Linked DNA regions of Homo sapiens: region 2 is linked to region 1. The links are chromatin loops, found by intact Hi-C in ENCODE. Cell type or tissue: heart right ventricle. All regions are shown on one strand.

Evidence for each region. A loop is a pair of places that touch in the nucleus more often than their neighbours do. Peaks named below come from ENCODE experiments on the same cell type or tissue, not always from the same donor. Only the 100,000 strongest peaks of a DNase experiment are listed, where the experiment ranks them.
Region 2: a loop joins it to region 1, with 1.9 times the contacts of the local background. A loop is called at or near these places in 4 of 110 quality-filtered maps.

What each region holds. Positions count from the first base shown.
Region 1 is chr18:61,751,036-61,759,035 of GRCh38, reverse strand. LINC01544 (long intergenic non-protein coding RNA 1544) reads right to left here. Exons shown (of 4, transcript NR_103449.1): 3 at 7,888-7,969; 4 at 4,341-7,250. LOC124904315 (a long non-coding RNA gene) reads right to left here and starts at 3,255. Exons shown (of 2, transcript XR_007066396.1): 1 at 3,193-3,255; 2 at 2,389-2,498. In heart right ventricle, no CTCF peak of the experiment used is centred here; no DNase peak of the experiment used is centred here.
Region 2 is chr18:61,860,557-61,868,556 of GRCh38, reverse strand. The region is part of intron 1 of RNF152 (ring finger protein 152); the gene reads left to right. Among named protein-coding and RNA genes, the nearest start is that of RNF152, 28 kb to the left of the region's middle. In heart right ventricle, no CTCF peak of the experiment used is centred here; no DNase peak of the experiment used is centred here; H3K27ac peaks cover 1,828 bases.

The sequences.
Region 1 (8,000 bases):
CACGAGAAAGTCTCAGGAGTTGCCCATCGTGAATGTCAATATATTAAAAATTGCTAACATGGAAAATATCAAATTCAGCTCAGGGACTTAGAGATGAGATTTGATGCTCCCAATGGGCCATATCTCCTCGGCCATTTGATCCACCAGGACTTCTTTCACTGCCCCAGCCTCTGGGTAGGAATGGTGTCTAGGGCTCTGGTATGTGGTGCTTTTGAGGGGAAGTTGAGCAATCATGCCCTGTTGTTTAAGACCATCAAAGAGATACCTCAGGGCCTTGCAAGCACCACAGCTCCCAGTGGTGCCACTTACTTCCAGGGTATTTCAGGCAATAGATAGTCTTCTGCAGTCTTGGAGATTTGCAATAGTTTTCTGCAATTACCTACCTATCATGAGATTAGTAGAATGAACAGGTCTTTCCCAGAGGGAGCTGCTGCATTCTCATCTACTCAGTGTTTGGTCCCTGACCCTAGAAGCTTCATCAAACATCACATTTCCATAAAATGCCCCATTTGGAAGAGTTTTGGTGGGAATAAAACACTCCAAATATTGGATTTTAAAAATCTCTTTATTTGCAATAGGCATCAGGAAAATAAAACTCTCTATATCAGTTAGCAGCATAGAAAAAGGAGAAATGACATTTATGGCATCCCAATGCCAGAATCATAAAGCACAGTATGGAATAGTGGATTTGGATCTGGGAAGCAATAGCTAAAAACCAACACAATTACTATTTCCAAAAACTATGGCAATAAGTGGAGCTCATAGCCTTTATGATACAATAGTACCATATTCTCTGCCAGTAGGAGTAGTTTTGGGGAAAAAAAATCTCATTTTTCACCATTAGTTACCAATGACTTTAAATATTAAGCCGAGATTATATGAAAATACCTTTACTGGCCATATGCTAATTTTCTTGTAACCATGGGGTTTTATTTAGTCTAATGTATAGACATGCCCCTTCTTGGTTGTAAATTAAGATGGCACTTTGATTTATTTATCTTAAAACCATCCTCTGTGCTGTTCATTTCTATTACACTTGAGAATTTGGAAGTGCTTTTTAGAGGTCAAGAGCAAGTCTGTGTCATCTCCTGGCGCAAATCACAAGCTGAATAACTTCTGTTCAGCTCCTTCTTTATCCAAGAGATGGGAAACCAGGGTCATGCTAGCCAGGATAATATTGAGGAGAAACAAAACAAAGCCCATCTTGGTTTTGTGTGGCACCAGCCTCCTCATCAGTACACTATAGCATTTCAGTGCTGGGTCTGAGTGTTATAAAAAATTATTTAAGAGCAAATAAAAATGCTGCTTCTGCAAATGTGAATGCCTAAATGCTAATCAAAGCTTTGCTGCAATCCTGCGGAAATGCATGATAAGATTTTCCAGCTGTCAATCATTATAATTCTGACAGCCGTAATGAGATTCTGGTTTAACGTGTACTTCTTAATAACTTGGGGCCTGGAGCAGGTGCTGTCCTCTTTAAGACAACTTGCAGATTGTCAACCAGTTTCTTCCCATCTGGTAGTGGGGAGACAGCCTCTAAAGTGGTCAAGCATGAGGGGGGTTTCATGGGCATTAGGGTCTGTAGGGTTCTGAATTCCTCTCCTCTCTACCTCCACCCATTGTTAAGGAAGAGATGAGTTTCAACTGTGACTGGTTTTAAAGAGTGACAATTTAGTACAAGATTTTCTAATAAGGAAAGGCAACATGTTTGAACTTGGAAGTTTTACTCTAATTCCCATGGAAAGATCTCCAAGAATAGAAATTACTTGTCTGTTCTCAGTAACAGAAGAATATATTTATTGTCATCTCTTTTGAGATAATGAAATGCCATTTAAATTACCCTCTCTTCCTGGTAAATCTGAGAAGAAAGCAAACTCCCTAAGTTTCCTATCATTTTGCAGAGCCTGAAACCATATCTAGTAATCACTTCAAGCCTCACTAGGGAAGAACAGCAGGTAGGAAGCTGTTTGGGATTTATAGTGCCACTTACTTCTACAGGTAAAATCGGAGTCATAAAAAGCAAGAAGAAAGAGTTCTTGAGCCCTCCAGGGTAAGTAAGGGAATATACTTTAAAATTCTGATTTTTATTACTCTAGAAAAAATAAGACACCTTAGCCCGTAGCTGGAAGACTAAACTGCATCCTTTTTCTGAGGCTGTTATTCAGTCGAGTCTCTGATTGTTCGCCTCCACTGAGCTCAGACAGATCTGGTGCTCTCTCTGCCTGACTCAGTTTCTTTACCTTTGAAGTGGAGCTAGCAACGTCAGCCAGCTTCTCACACTGCATGCAGGATCCTTAGAAATAAAAGGTATCATCTTGGAGCTCTACAGTTCTGTAACGATGACCAAGATTCACTCTGAGGGCAGAAAAATTAAAGACAAACATGTAATGCTTTTTCCAGGTTTTTTAATACCAAAATTGGTCCAGGTGATTCTCTCTGTTTCCATGTTATTTATCTTCCTCCCTTCCTATTGAAGGCGTCATATGGAGTGTTGAAGGCTGGTGGTAAGGAGGAAAAAGGAATGAACACTGAATCAGTAATATCTGAGCTTTCCCAGGCAAATCTAGTCATGACTCAGCAAGGAAGCCAAAGGAAAACATCACTGCATTACACCTGTTAGAGAAGAGGCCTGTCTGAGGCAGAGGGAAGCTCCGATTGTGAGCCGCTGTGCAAACCATTCCAAATAAAGAGAGATTTCTGACCTTTACCTCCCTCCCATCCTTCCCCCCTCAACTCTGGGAGAGAAGAGCCCTCCTCTTGGTTTTGGAGTCTTTCCTCTTCCACTTGCTACTAGCTCCTTTCCCTCCCAGCAAACATCCATGCCTCTCTCGTAAGATATAAGCAAAATTATTTGCTGAAACTTGTTACCCCTTCAAGAAAACCATATTGCTGTCCTTCCTTTCACACTGCCAGGAATGTCAGGAAAAGCATGGCTGGTGTCAGGCTCAAATCTTCACTTTCTCTTTAGCTATATGTCTCTGGGAACGTGATTTCCCCTCTCTCCCCGCCCACCCCGCCAGTTAAAACAGCAACAAAAACATTGATAATGATGCCTGCAAGAATCATGAAGCTGAAATAAGATCACGCATATAGGTGCCCAGCAAGGGACATGGCCAAGAAAAACGGAGGTCCCAGGGATTCCTCATTTCATGGCCAAATTTGCTGGAGACTGGTTGGGACCTGCCAGCTTACCTCTGCAGCTCTGCGCACGCTCTTGAGGGGCTTCTGCTTTTGCTGACCTCTAGTCCATGTAACAAGGGTAAACACTGCCTCTCCCTAGAAATCTTGCCTGCACTGGTTTCCATGACACAGCATTACCTCAGTGCAGCTTACAAAACAGCTCGCAGAATTCCTCCAAATATTTAGAGTCAAAATAGATGGCCAGTGCTCTGCCTTCAGTGCAGGAACCTGTGCTTCCTCAGAGGTCCCGCAGTTTTGGGTCTGGATCCCTAGAGCTCTGAAAACCTTATCTCGAGGGCCATCCTGAGCAGCTTTTATTCCAATGCTGGGGGGATGTGCTGTGCAAATCAGAAGCAAGTCCTGGCCTTATCCACCCAGTTGGGGGGCCACAGATTTGGTGAAGTTGTGCCTGTTACTTGGGAGGTGAGTGGGTCGGACATGAGATGGGCAGAGGACGTGTTTGGTGGTCCCTGCTCACCCCCATTCATGTTCTTGGAGTCTGTTACTCCCATTGAGTCCCACTCCATTATCCATGGGAGAAACTGAGGCACAGGTATCGAAGGGGGTGGGATGGGTAGTCACACCAGGCTGGCAGCAGCACAGCCTGGTAAAAACCTGGGCCTCTGTCTCAGTCTGGAGCGGGCTCCACTACACCTGCAGCCTGTGGACAGAGAGTCTGCAGACAACATGTCAAACTCTGTGGGTTCTCTGCAAACAAAGTTGCTTGTGGGGAGAAAGGCAGAAAGTAGAATGTTTAGGCTGACTGATGGCTGAACAGTGGGTGGAAAGAGAGGCTGGAAACTTGACTGTATAGGTGAGAGATGAGAGACTGGGGAATAAAAATAAACAAAAAGAGTAGAGAAAGAGGCCGGGCGGGGAAGGGGCCTGCAGAAAGGTGTGTGATGGGCTGGTTGGTCAGCTGCCGCTGGGCCCAGACGGAGCTGAAGGGATTTGTGTGCATGCAGAGACCGCTTATTCTGTTGTTCCACCAGAAATTGAGGGTAGGACCTGGAGTATTGCACAAAGCCCTTGCCAGCTCTAAGACTTGAAAGCAGGGCTGAGAGGGAGGGGAGGCAGGGGAAATACACTGGCCCCCTATTTCCATCGGGAGAAGGAAGCTGAGAAAACAGCAGAGGAGAAAACAGATTCGAAGACCATGAGACCTGGAAGAGATTGTTTAATTTAACCTCTTCCTCTACAAACAAGGAAGCTGCAGCCCAGGGAGGGTAAACGACATCCCAGAAGGTCACTGAGTCTTCTCCAATCCAAACGTTGCAGGTGTCTCCTCCCAAAGGGTATCTTCAAGTCCTAGCCTCCGGTCCCTGGTAATGTGACCTTGTTTCCAAACCTGATGGCTTTGAATGCCATCAAGTTAAGAGGAGGTCATGCTGGAGTGGCTGGGCCCTTAATCCAATATGACTGCTGTCCTTAGAAGAAGAGGACAAGAGACAGATGCACAGGGAAGAAGGTCACGTGACAGTACAGGCTGAGATAAGAGGGATGCATTTATAAGCAAAAAATGCCAAGGGTTGCCAGCAACCAGGAGAAGCCAGGGGAGAGACACAGGACAGACTCTCCCTCTGAGTGTCCAGAAGGAGCCAACCCTGCCAAAACTTTGATCTTGGACTTTGGCCACTAGAAGTGTGAGAGAATGCATTTCAGTTGTATTAAGCCACTCAGTTTGTGGTATTTTGTTATAGTAGCCCCAGCAGGCTAATATGCTAGGCTGGGGAAAGCATGCACGTGCCAAGTATAGAACCGCCCCTGAAATGCAGCAGAGCCCGCAATCACACTTGCTGGCTTCCTGTGGAGTCTGGATCTGCAGATGGATTCACCTTCGTATTAGTTTTTCTTGCATTGCTATAGAGAAATACCTAGGATGAGTGCAGTGGCTCAAACCTGTAATCCCATCACTTTGGGAGGCCAAGACAGGAGAATCGCATGAGCTCAGGAGTTTGAGACCAGCCTGTGCAACATGGTGAAACCCTGTCTCTACAAAGAAAGCAAACATTAGCTGGGTGTGGTGGCACGTGCTGTGGTCCCAGTGACTTGTGAGGCTGAGGTGGGAGGATCACTTGAGCCCTGGAGGCAGAGGTGCAGCTACGCTCCAGCCTGGGTGACAGAGCCAGACCCTGTCTCAAAGAAAAGAAAAGAAATATCTCAGACTGGGTAATTTTTAAAGAAAAGAGGTTTAATTGGCTTATGGTTCCTCAGGCTATACAGAAAGCATGATGCTGACACCTGCTCAGCTTCTGGGAAGGCCTCAGGAAACTTAACAGTCATAGCAGAAGGCAAAGGGGGAGTGAGCACTTCACACAGTTGGAACAGGAACAAAAGAGTGTTGGGGGGGAAGTGCTACACACTTTTAAACAACCAGATATTGCAAGAATTCCCTCACTACCACAAGAACAGCATTAAGGGGATAAAGCTAAGCCATTCATGAAGGATTCACCCCCATGATCCAATCACCTCCCACCAGGCCCCACCTCCAACACTGGGGATTAGAATTCAACATGAGATTTGGGGACACAGATCCAAATCATATCAACCATCTACCAGTGCTAGGTTAACTGGGAGGGCTGAGCAGATGTGGAGAGGTGCCAGGGGACTCAGGGGACAGGCAGAGAGAGTCGGCCTGGGCTGGGTGTTGTCACTGCCTCCTCTACAGGGCCTGCACCTGCACCACCAGGCTCTTTGCCCACTGCTGCTCCTGCCTGAGCTTCGCTTCTCAGGGGATGCACCCATGGTGCCACAGTCCTAAACACACAGGGGCTTCTGGCCCTTAACCCTCTCTGATCCTACACTCATAGCCTGCAGGGATCGCGTTGGTGCCCACCCTGGTCTCCTCTCTCTCAGCACCCTCCCTCTCCGAGGCAGCCCTGTAAACTCCCAGGATCCATCCAGTCCCTACTTGGTTCTTTACCACCTCCCACACCACTCCCTCAGTCTACCCCATTTGACCCATCTGGAAGGAGTTCAGCAAGAAGTCCCCTCCCAAATGTAGAATCCTGCCCCTCCACCAAGGCCACCTAGACTGCACATACCCTTGAGGCCTCCGCTCTGTCCTCGACACCAGCAAGGCCCCTACATTGAGGAGGTTAGAATGGAAAGCTAAGGGGCAACACCTCCTGATGTCCTAATAAGAAAAGGTGTAATTTGAATAGCTGGGGCTTCAGGAGGAGGCTCCTCAGGCCCCTCAGGGAACGGCAACTCCCTAGAGGGAAGAGTGGGGTTCCCAGCGCCCTTAGCCTGAGAGCTTTCCTTCCTTCCCTCTGTCAGGCCTTCCCAGTGTCAGGTCTCGTCCCCTCTGTTTCCACCCTTGTCACTGTATTGCCTGCTCAGGTAAGGTGTGCCCATGTGAATTCAGGCTGTTTCTTTAAGTTTAGGGGGCCTTTGTATTAAAACTGCAGATTTCTGAGATCTATACCCAGGGATGCTGCCTCAGGAGGTGAGGGGCTTGGCCTGGGATTTGCATTTTGGAACTAGCTTTCTAGTGTTTTTGCTGTGGGGTGGTCCTCAAACCCTAGACAATATTGTCCTTAGACAATCTAAACACTTCCGGTGTGGGAGATTTTGGGGACAGTGGCAGGTGATGGAGGGGACTACGTTGATGGCTCAGTCTTTCTGTGCTTCCTTTCAAGGGGGACCCCATCCGATGCCACTGGGCATTGCCCCAAACCTGGGGCCTGGGATAAGCCTTCCCAGGGGGATCTGGGCAGAGATGTGGAGATACTGCTGGCCATGGTTATGATAGTCAGGGAGGGAGTCACGCAGGGGGGCTGCACCTAGGTTGGTGTGTGGACTGGTAGAAAGTTCTCTACAGGGGACAGCAGGGAAAGAGGGAGGAAGAGGAGCCAGCAGAGGGAAAGGCAGAGGGGTCAGGGGCCTTGTGGGGCTGCAGCTTCCTCCAGATGCCTCGACGATGCCATCCACAGCTACTGGTCATGCGCAGAGCAGCTGCCCTCCTCCAGGTGGAAGCTGCTTGGCAGCACCTGGCTACGTGGGTTATCTGTGGCAAGGAGGGATCGCTTCCTACGTCAGGAGCTTGCACCTAGCTCAGAGAGGGAGAGCTAGGACAAGAAAGACAAGAAAGAAATGAAAAATCCAGCCTCTCCCCACCGGCCTTCTCTGAGTATGCCCTACCATGGTATCCGGCTGTGCTCACTCGAACCCACCTCCCAGCTCAGGAAGGAAAGATGGGGAGATCATTCCATATTACAAGGGTGGTGGAGTGGGGATGCATTCAAATTGCTCTGGCAACACTTTGCCTGTCCCTCTGTGTGGCTGGCTGCCTATCACCCACACCCAGGCAGGCCCAGACTCCCAGGGTCGGGGTGCCATGGTGGGGGAATGAGCCTCTGTCTCTGGATCACGTATTGAGAGACACCGTTGGGTGCTGCTGGGCACTTGGCATCTGCAAAGTATGCTCCACACCCCACGCAGGTGCCCTCCCCTTGATAAGGGAGGCTGAGCAAACATCTCAACATTAATCAAATACGTGACCTCAGGAGTATCTCCCGTATTCCTTCAAAAAGGAAATCTTCAAGCTCATTCCTGTTGTTAAGCCAAAAAATAGAGAATAAACAAATAAATAAATAAATAAATAAGGAGCATAAATAAAATAAAAAATAAAAATAATACATAATAAATAAATACATAAATAAAATAGGAACTCCAACAGAAATGGAAAGCAGACCACACACTTGCCTATTCAGCTACTTTTATCAGTTGCTTCGCCTCTGGCCATCTCCCACTAAAATCCGAAGCCTTGCCCAGCTATATTTAGAACCTGCGAAGAGAATTGTGTGCTGAGTTTAAAA
Region 2 (8,000 bases), 110 kb before region 1:
TAATTTTTGTAGTTTTAGTAGAGACGGGATTTTACCACGTTGGCCAGGCTGGTCTCAAACTCTTGGGTAATCCACCCGCCTTGGCCTCTCAAAGTGCTGGGATTACAGGCACGAGCCACTGCACCCGACCTAAAACCTGTACTTATTCTAATGACCTTGGTGGCTTCCCAGTGCCCTGCAGGATCAGCTGGGGGTGGCTGGGCTGGGTTTACCTCTGTCCTGTGGTCTCTGAACTGATACTGAGCAGTGTAGCTGCTCTTGAGACTTGGAATAAGCTAGGAGGAAAAGAGAAATATTGGGACATATTTTTAACATGCTTTTAAACATCCCTGAAACATAACACAGATATATGCTGTAAGTCTACAGCAACACCCGAAGGCCAACCTCTACAGTGGGTAACTTGTTCTGAATGCCTGTGCTGGCTACGAGGAAAATGACTGGAGAGAGGAGCCAGGAAAAGCCCAGCTGCACACATTACCATGAATCTCCTCAGACAGCTTTCTAAGTGAGGAGCTGGGGTATCTGAATTGCCCCTAGGAGGCTCGTTAAGTTCTAAGAAGGTGAGCAAAATTGATTTAATATATTGTTTGTGTTAGCTAGCATATTTGTTTAAGGTTAAATTTACATAATAGTAAAGTTGTATTTTTATGTGCGTTTTGTGTATTTTTATAGTACAGTGGGGGTTCCTTATAGAATTAGTGTGCACTGGACATTCGTGGCCATTTTATAGGATTTAAGAGCAGTATTTTACATTTTAAATGATTACTGTGAATTCAGTTGTTATTTTTATTTTTCCTGCTGCATTGCTGGTAATATCTAGGTTTATCTGATGCTGAGTTTATAGTCAGAATTGTATCCCAGGATGGTGAGGCCGGCGATGTGGAGAGTTCAGCCTGGTTTACATACGGTTCACCCTGGGTTGGGGGTTGCCATAACAGTTTCATCAATAGTGGGTGCTCTCCCTCCTTAAAATGAAAAAAATAAAAAACAAAACAACCAAACTCCTTTCAAATATCTCTTTGCCCCTGCTCCCCCTCCTCCCAGGAAACAACTATAAAAACCAGACTGAGCTGAAGATTCAGTTTGTCATCTCTTTTTTTTTTTTGAGATGGTGTCTCACTCTGTCGCCCAGGCTGGAGTGCAATGGCGCAGTCTCCTCTCACTGCAACCTCTGCCTCCCAGGTTCAAGTGATTCTCCTGCCTCAGCCTCCCGAGTAGCTGAGACTACAGGAGCATGCCACCATACCCAACTAATTTTCTGTATTTTTAGTAGAGATGGGGCCTCGCCATGTTGGCCAGGCTGGTCTTGAACTCCTGACCTCAATTGATCCACCTGCCTCCCGAAGTGTTGGGATTACAGGTGTGAGCCACCGCACCCGGTCCCCAATCTCTTTGTATTTGCCATGCATGGGTAACTCTTGAGTTCCCACCTCTTGCTGATTTAAAATCTGCCACAGGCTTTCTTCCTACTTCAGCTGGCGAGCATCTAGGTGTTCTCCTCTCACTTGATTGCAATGTTTGATGTTTGGTGAGAAAAAAAAATTCCTGATGTGCAGTGTTTAATAAGCCCACATAAGGCCCTTCCCATCCCTCCACCCCAGCTTATAAGGGATCTAACAGTCATTTTGGGACAAGCCCCTAAGTCTGTTTTTTTTGTGTTGTTTTGCTTTTTAAAGTTTCACTGATGATTTGCCTTAATGCATTCCTTGGTGCCAAAGCTATGGGCTGTCTTGTCATGTGCTGCTCAGCGGTGGGGACAGCGGGCAAGTAGGGGAAAGCCAGAGCTGCTGCTTTGAGGTCACACCCCCGGTGTCACCACCAATGTTGGGAGGAAGTAGTGAATGGTTGATGAAGGGATGAACATGTCACTGTAGGAGCACACAGCAGGGAGAGGAGACATGGAGGAGAAGCACAGGGAATACCATGTGCAAGTAACTGATGGAGATAGAGGGCAGATGGAGGGCATAGGTTGGATGAGGCTGGAAATGTAGCCAAGTCACCAAAGGATGCGTAGGCCCTGCTGGGGTGTGTGGCCTCACTCTTGGTACTAAGGAGCCATGGGATGGCATGATCAGGTGGCTCAAAGCACAGAAACGCGGGCGAGAGTGTGGATGTGAATCTTGTCCTCGCAGATTCTCACTCTGTAGCTTGGGGTAGTGTTTGAACATCTTTGCTGCCAGCTCCTGGTGTGTAATAAGAAGACAATGAGGGTGACTTCCTCAAGTTGTCCTGAGGATAAACGAGTCCCCGTGTATAAGGCATCTGGTGGGGAGTAGCCATCCGTGGGGCTACCTGGGCCCGACTCGCTGTCTAGAAGCAGTAGGTTGGATGGTTGGTATTGGGGAGAGATGAGAGGCAGGGAGAACCTAGTTTGCTGGGCTTTGTGATGATTTGGGCAGGGGTTACCACAGGGGGTGGGGCCCTGTGCCACTCAGCCCTCCAAATTCCCTTGGAGGTGGGAGTATATGGCCAGGAATATTCCTGCCTGTTCCTCCACGCAGACATAAGAATGAACCCAGGCAGTGGGAGGAATAGACCTGAGAGAAATTTTAGGAGGCAGAATAACCAGGGCTTGGTGAAATTTAAGAAGCCTTATATCATCTGTTGGACAACATGATGACTCTAGTGCCTGATTGTTCTAACAGGGAGATATGTAATTGACACTCAGCTGACTAGCCTTCCTTGCAAACTAAAAGAAAATAGGCATTTAAAAAAATGTTTTTGAGCAGATTTTTTGTAGGTTTCTTTGGGGATTGGGACAGCTGTCATGGGAATATTTGCCTTCAACTTAAAGTGAGTTTCCTTGGAAGTCCATTGGGCTCTATGTCTAAACTCTAATGTTCAGAAAATTCTTTTCTGAGGTACAAAGTATTAGTCCATTGTGAAACTCTCTGTGGCAACAGAGACTCTAAACTAAATTCCACAACGGGATGGAAGCTGCTAGCAGGGGATTATCTAGTACTTGGATTTAGGAAGTTTGCAAAAACAATTCAACAAAGTCTATAAAGGCAATGGGGGACAAATAGTATTGCGTTTTTTGTGCTGCCAACCAGGTTTGTCACATGGATTAGTAATTTAGATAGGAACAGCCATGAATCACTGCTTAGAGTTTTATATTTAATTTTATCCTGGAAGCAATCTCCTTTCAAATTCTCAAGCTGTAGTTATTAATGAATTAAACATTATGAAACCCAGAGAACTACTAATTCATTTTGAAATAAGTAGACATTTAAATCTGAAGAAGAAACCTTACATTTTTTCAGTAGGGTTTAATATTTTCAAGCTGACAAAATGTGGCATGGCATTTTGTAGATATGGTTTCCCCAGAATGATTATTGGTAGGTATCCAAGTATATGTGCCGGACAATTTGGCTGCAGGTTCTAGGGGTATGATATTGTGATATAATAAGAAATATATATATTTGGTTTTCATCCTCCATTTCCTGGTACTGAGCTCCTAAAACCCTTGTAATTTCCTGGGTGATAGAGGTTAGAGGAATATCTTTTGTTTTTCATCATAAACTCCTTTTTTTTTTGAGATGGAGTTTCCCTCTTGTTGCCCAAGCTGGAGTGCAATGGCACGAGCTCAGCTCACTGCAACCTCCGCCTCCTGGGTTCAAGCGATTCTCCTGCCTCAGCCTCCTGAGTAGCTGGGATTACAGGCACGCGCCACCACGCCTGGCTAATTTTTTGTATTTTTAGTAGAAACGGGGTTTCACCATGTTAGCCAGGCTGGTCTCAGACCTCAGGTGATCCACCTGCCTCGGCAGGCGTGAGCACTGTGCCCGACCATAAACTCCTTTCAACCATACCTTGGCTTATGCTAATGAGATGACTCTTGGTGGGCTCTTAGCTGGCCTCAGAGTGCCAGCTGGTCGCCAGAGGAACCAACTCTGTGATTAGAGGGTTGTGACTTTCAGCCTCATCCCAGACCTCCTGGTAGGGAAGAAGGGCGAAAGAGGGAGTTAGTCCCCAGTGGGCAATGATTTAATCGACCATGTCTACACAGCGAAGCCTCCATCAAACCCCTAAGTGACAGGGTTCTGGTCGGTGAACACTTTGAGGAGCTGGGGGAGGGTGACGCCTCCCAAGAGGTCATGGAAGCTCTGTGCACCCAATCTTGCCCTGTGTATTTCTTCCATTTGGCTGATCTGAGTTGTATCTGTTATCATAAACCAGTAATAGCCATAAACTGTTCCTGAGTTCTGCCAGCCATTCTCACAGAGTTCTGCTAGCCGTTCTCACAAGTTACTAAACCGGAGAGGGGGTTGTGAGAAACCCCACTGATAGCCAGTCAGTCAGAAGCACAGGAGGCCTGGGACTTATGCTTGGTGTCTGAAATGGGGGCAGACTTGTGGGGCTGAGCCCCTGACCTGTGGGGTCTGTGACTCCGGGTAGTTAGGGTCAAAATGGAATTGAATTCTGGGACACCCGATTGTTGTTGGAGAGTTGGAGACTTGGTTGTTGAGGTGGAAGACACCCATGTGTTTGATGTCAGAAATGTTCTATGGGTAGAAACAGATTGTGGCTGTAAGGGGCAGGAAAGATGAAGTCAGGTTCTCCTGATGTCCAATGACTGGGTGTTTTTCAGAAAGAGAAAGATTAAAATACATGGAAAAGGCAGCCGATTAGAGCGGGAGCTCACCACCCAAGTTCCTTATCATCAGTGCTGTTCAGCTTAACCCTTTCAGTCCTGTCCTTACCTTGGACACCTGCCACTCCGCCCTGGCTCTGACTTCCTTACTCTTGTCAGGTGTTGCTTTGGGGAAGAGATTTGTCCAGTCATCAGATGTCCTCGGACATTAGTGTGTAATGCCCCCACCTCTCAAGCACTCTTCGAAGCCCAGAATCAGGAAAACGCACTTTGTACAGCATGCTAGTTGAGGACAGGCCATACGGTTACACAGGATTGCTTGAAGATTGAGAAGCACAAAAGGAGACAGAATGCAAAAGCTGAAGCCTTGGCTTTTCCAGCCTGGAAAATGTGCTTAGTTTTTTCCCCAAAGATATTAACTATTTCCATGTAAAAAGTCAGTAGAAGAATCTACAGATTGTGTCTACAGTGATGTTACCTGAACAACTGAAAAAAGTCAAGGGGCTACTTTTTTTTTTTTTTTTTTTTTGAGACGGAGTCTCACTCTGTTGCCAGGCTGGAGTGCGGTGGCACGATCGCCGCTCACTGCAACCTCCACTTCCCAGGTTCAAGTGATTCTCCTGCGTCAGCCTCCCGAGTAGCTGGGACTACAGGCGTGTGTCACCACGCCTGGCTAATTTTTTTGTATTTTTAGTAGAGATGGGATTTCACTGTGTTAGCCAGGATGGTCTTGATCTCCTGACCTGCTGATCCACCTGCCTCGGCCTTCCAAATGCTGGGATTGCAGGTGTGAGCCACCGCGCCTGGCTAAGGGACTACTTTTCAAGAGCAAATGTTTTACGGGCAACACATTTGGTTTGTTTTGGACATGGATGGCTGCCAGAACCTTTGGTTAACCTGTCTTCAAAATTTTTTTAAGATAGTATTTTGGGCTGTGTGTAGGGAAAACTCTCTGTTTTTTCTTTGTTCTCACACCACAACAATCATCAGCACACAAGTAGAGACACCAGCTGAGTATCCTCTAATTCAGTTCCAACAGTGTCTACCCAGAGATAATGTCAGAGCCCACTGATTGAGGGCTCAGTCCCCAAGACTGCCCCTACCCACACACCAATGATAAGTCTGGGCCTCCTCGGAACTTCTGACCCACCAGCTTCAAGTTGGGGTCCCCAGAACCCCCGCTTTGGCTTTGATGAATTTGCTGGAGCGGCTCACAGAACTTGGTGAAACCCCTACTTATGTTTACTGGTTTATTGTAAAAGATATTGCAAAGGATACCGATGAAGAGACACGTGGGGTGAGGGGTGGGGGACAGGGTGTGGAGCTTCTATGCCCTCCGTGGGTGCCACCCTCCAGGAACCTCAGCATGTTCAGCTGTCTGGAAGCTCCTTGAACCCTGTCCGCTTGGGTTTTTTTACCGAAGCTTCATGACACTAGCATTCCTGTCCCCAGGGCACAGGGTGGGATCCCCTCATGGAGGGTCTTAAGCCCCTCAGTCAGAAATCTTCCCTCCCACCTTTTTGAAAGCCTCTTGCTCTTCACCTCTTGCTCTTGCTTTGTCAGCTGAAGTTCTTTTCAGGATGGTCATCTCCTCTCTGGGCAGTCCCTGATCCAACTGAGCCTTAGTTTCCTCGTGTGTGAAATGGGAATGAGAATTTTTGCCGCCTCCTCTGCCACACACATTGTCATGAAGATTAAATGAGGTGGTAGACATGAAAGTACTGCATCTAGTGCCTTTCTGTAAGCATAGGAGGCAGAGAGGAGATAGGGGGGTCAGGATGGAGGAGGCAGGGCTTTGTATTAACATGTAAAAAGGGAGAAAAAAGCCTCAATTCCTACCTTTTCCCACTCATGGTCCTTCCCCAGCTTAGGACCTGAATTAGAATGTCCAGCTTCTTCTGGGAAGGAAGGTTCTTCTGAGGGCCTCAGGGAGTTGTATTCATTTTTCCAATTTAACCAAGCCACTGTGTTCCTTAGTGGTATAGTTTGGGTGTCTGAGCCCTCCAAATCTCATGTTGAAATTTAATGCCCAATGTTGGAGGTCGGGGCCTAATAGGAGATGTTTAGGTCACAGGAGCAGATCCCACTTGAGTAGATGAATGTTCTGTGGGTTGGTGAGTGAGTTCTCACTCTATTAGTTTCCATGAGGGCTGGTTGTTACAAAGAGCCTGCCTCCTCACCCTTGCTTCCTCTCTCACCATGTGATCTCTGCACATGCCAGCTTCCCTTCACCTGCTGCCATAAGTGGAAGCAGCTTGAGGCCCTCGCCAAATGCCGAGTCTTGAACCTTCTGGCCAGTGGAACTGTGAGCTACATAAACCTGTTTTCTTTATAAATTACCCAACCTCATGTATTCCTATCTAGCAACACTAAATGGACTAAGACACTAAGCGTAACATGTACAGTCATGCCTCACTTGATGACAGGGATATATTTTTAGGAATGCATCTTTGGGTGATTTTGTTATGTGAACATTATGGAGTGAGTACACTTACACAAGCCTAGGTGGTGTAGCCCAGTACACATATAGGCTATACAGTACAGCCATTGCTCCAAGGCTGCAAACCTGTACAGCATATTATTATACTGAATACTGCAAGCAATTGTAACACACACAATAAGTATTTGTTTATGCAAACATGGAAGAGATACAATAAAAATATTGTATAAAAGATAAAAAAGGTACACCTGTATAGGACACTTAGCATGAATGGAGCTTGCAGGACTGGAAGTTGCTCTGAGTGATTCAGGATGTGAGTGGTGAGTGGATGTGATGGCCTAGGACATTTCTGTACACTACTGTAGACTTTACAAACACAGTACACTTAGACTACACTCAATTTATAACAAATAGTTTTCTTCAATAATAATCTTAGCTTACTGTAACTTTTTAACTTTATAAATGTCTAAATTTTGTTTAACTTTTTGACTCTTTTTTAATAACACTTAGATTAAATCACAAATATTATACAACTGTACCAAAATATTTTTCTTTATATCCTTCTTCTGTAAGCTTTTTTTATTTGTAAAATTAATTTTTTTCTTTTACCTTTTAAACATTTTTTGTTAAAAACTAAAACACAAATACACACATTAGCCTAGGGTTACACAGGGTCAGGATTGTCAATATTACTGCCTTCCACCTCCACATCTTGTCCCATTGGAAGGTCTTCAGGGTAATACACGCATGGAGCTGTTATTTCCTGTGACAGCAGTGCCTTCTTCTGGATACCTCCTGAACCACTTGCCTGGGGCATTTTACAGTTAACTTAAAAGAAATAAGTAGGAGTACACTCTAAAATACTGATAAAAATATAGTACAGTAAATGCAGAAACCAGTAACATAGTTGTTAATTATCATTATCAAGTATTGTGTACTGTACATGATTGTGTGTGCTAGACTCTT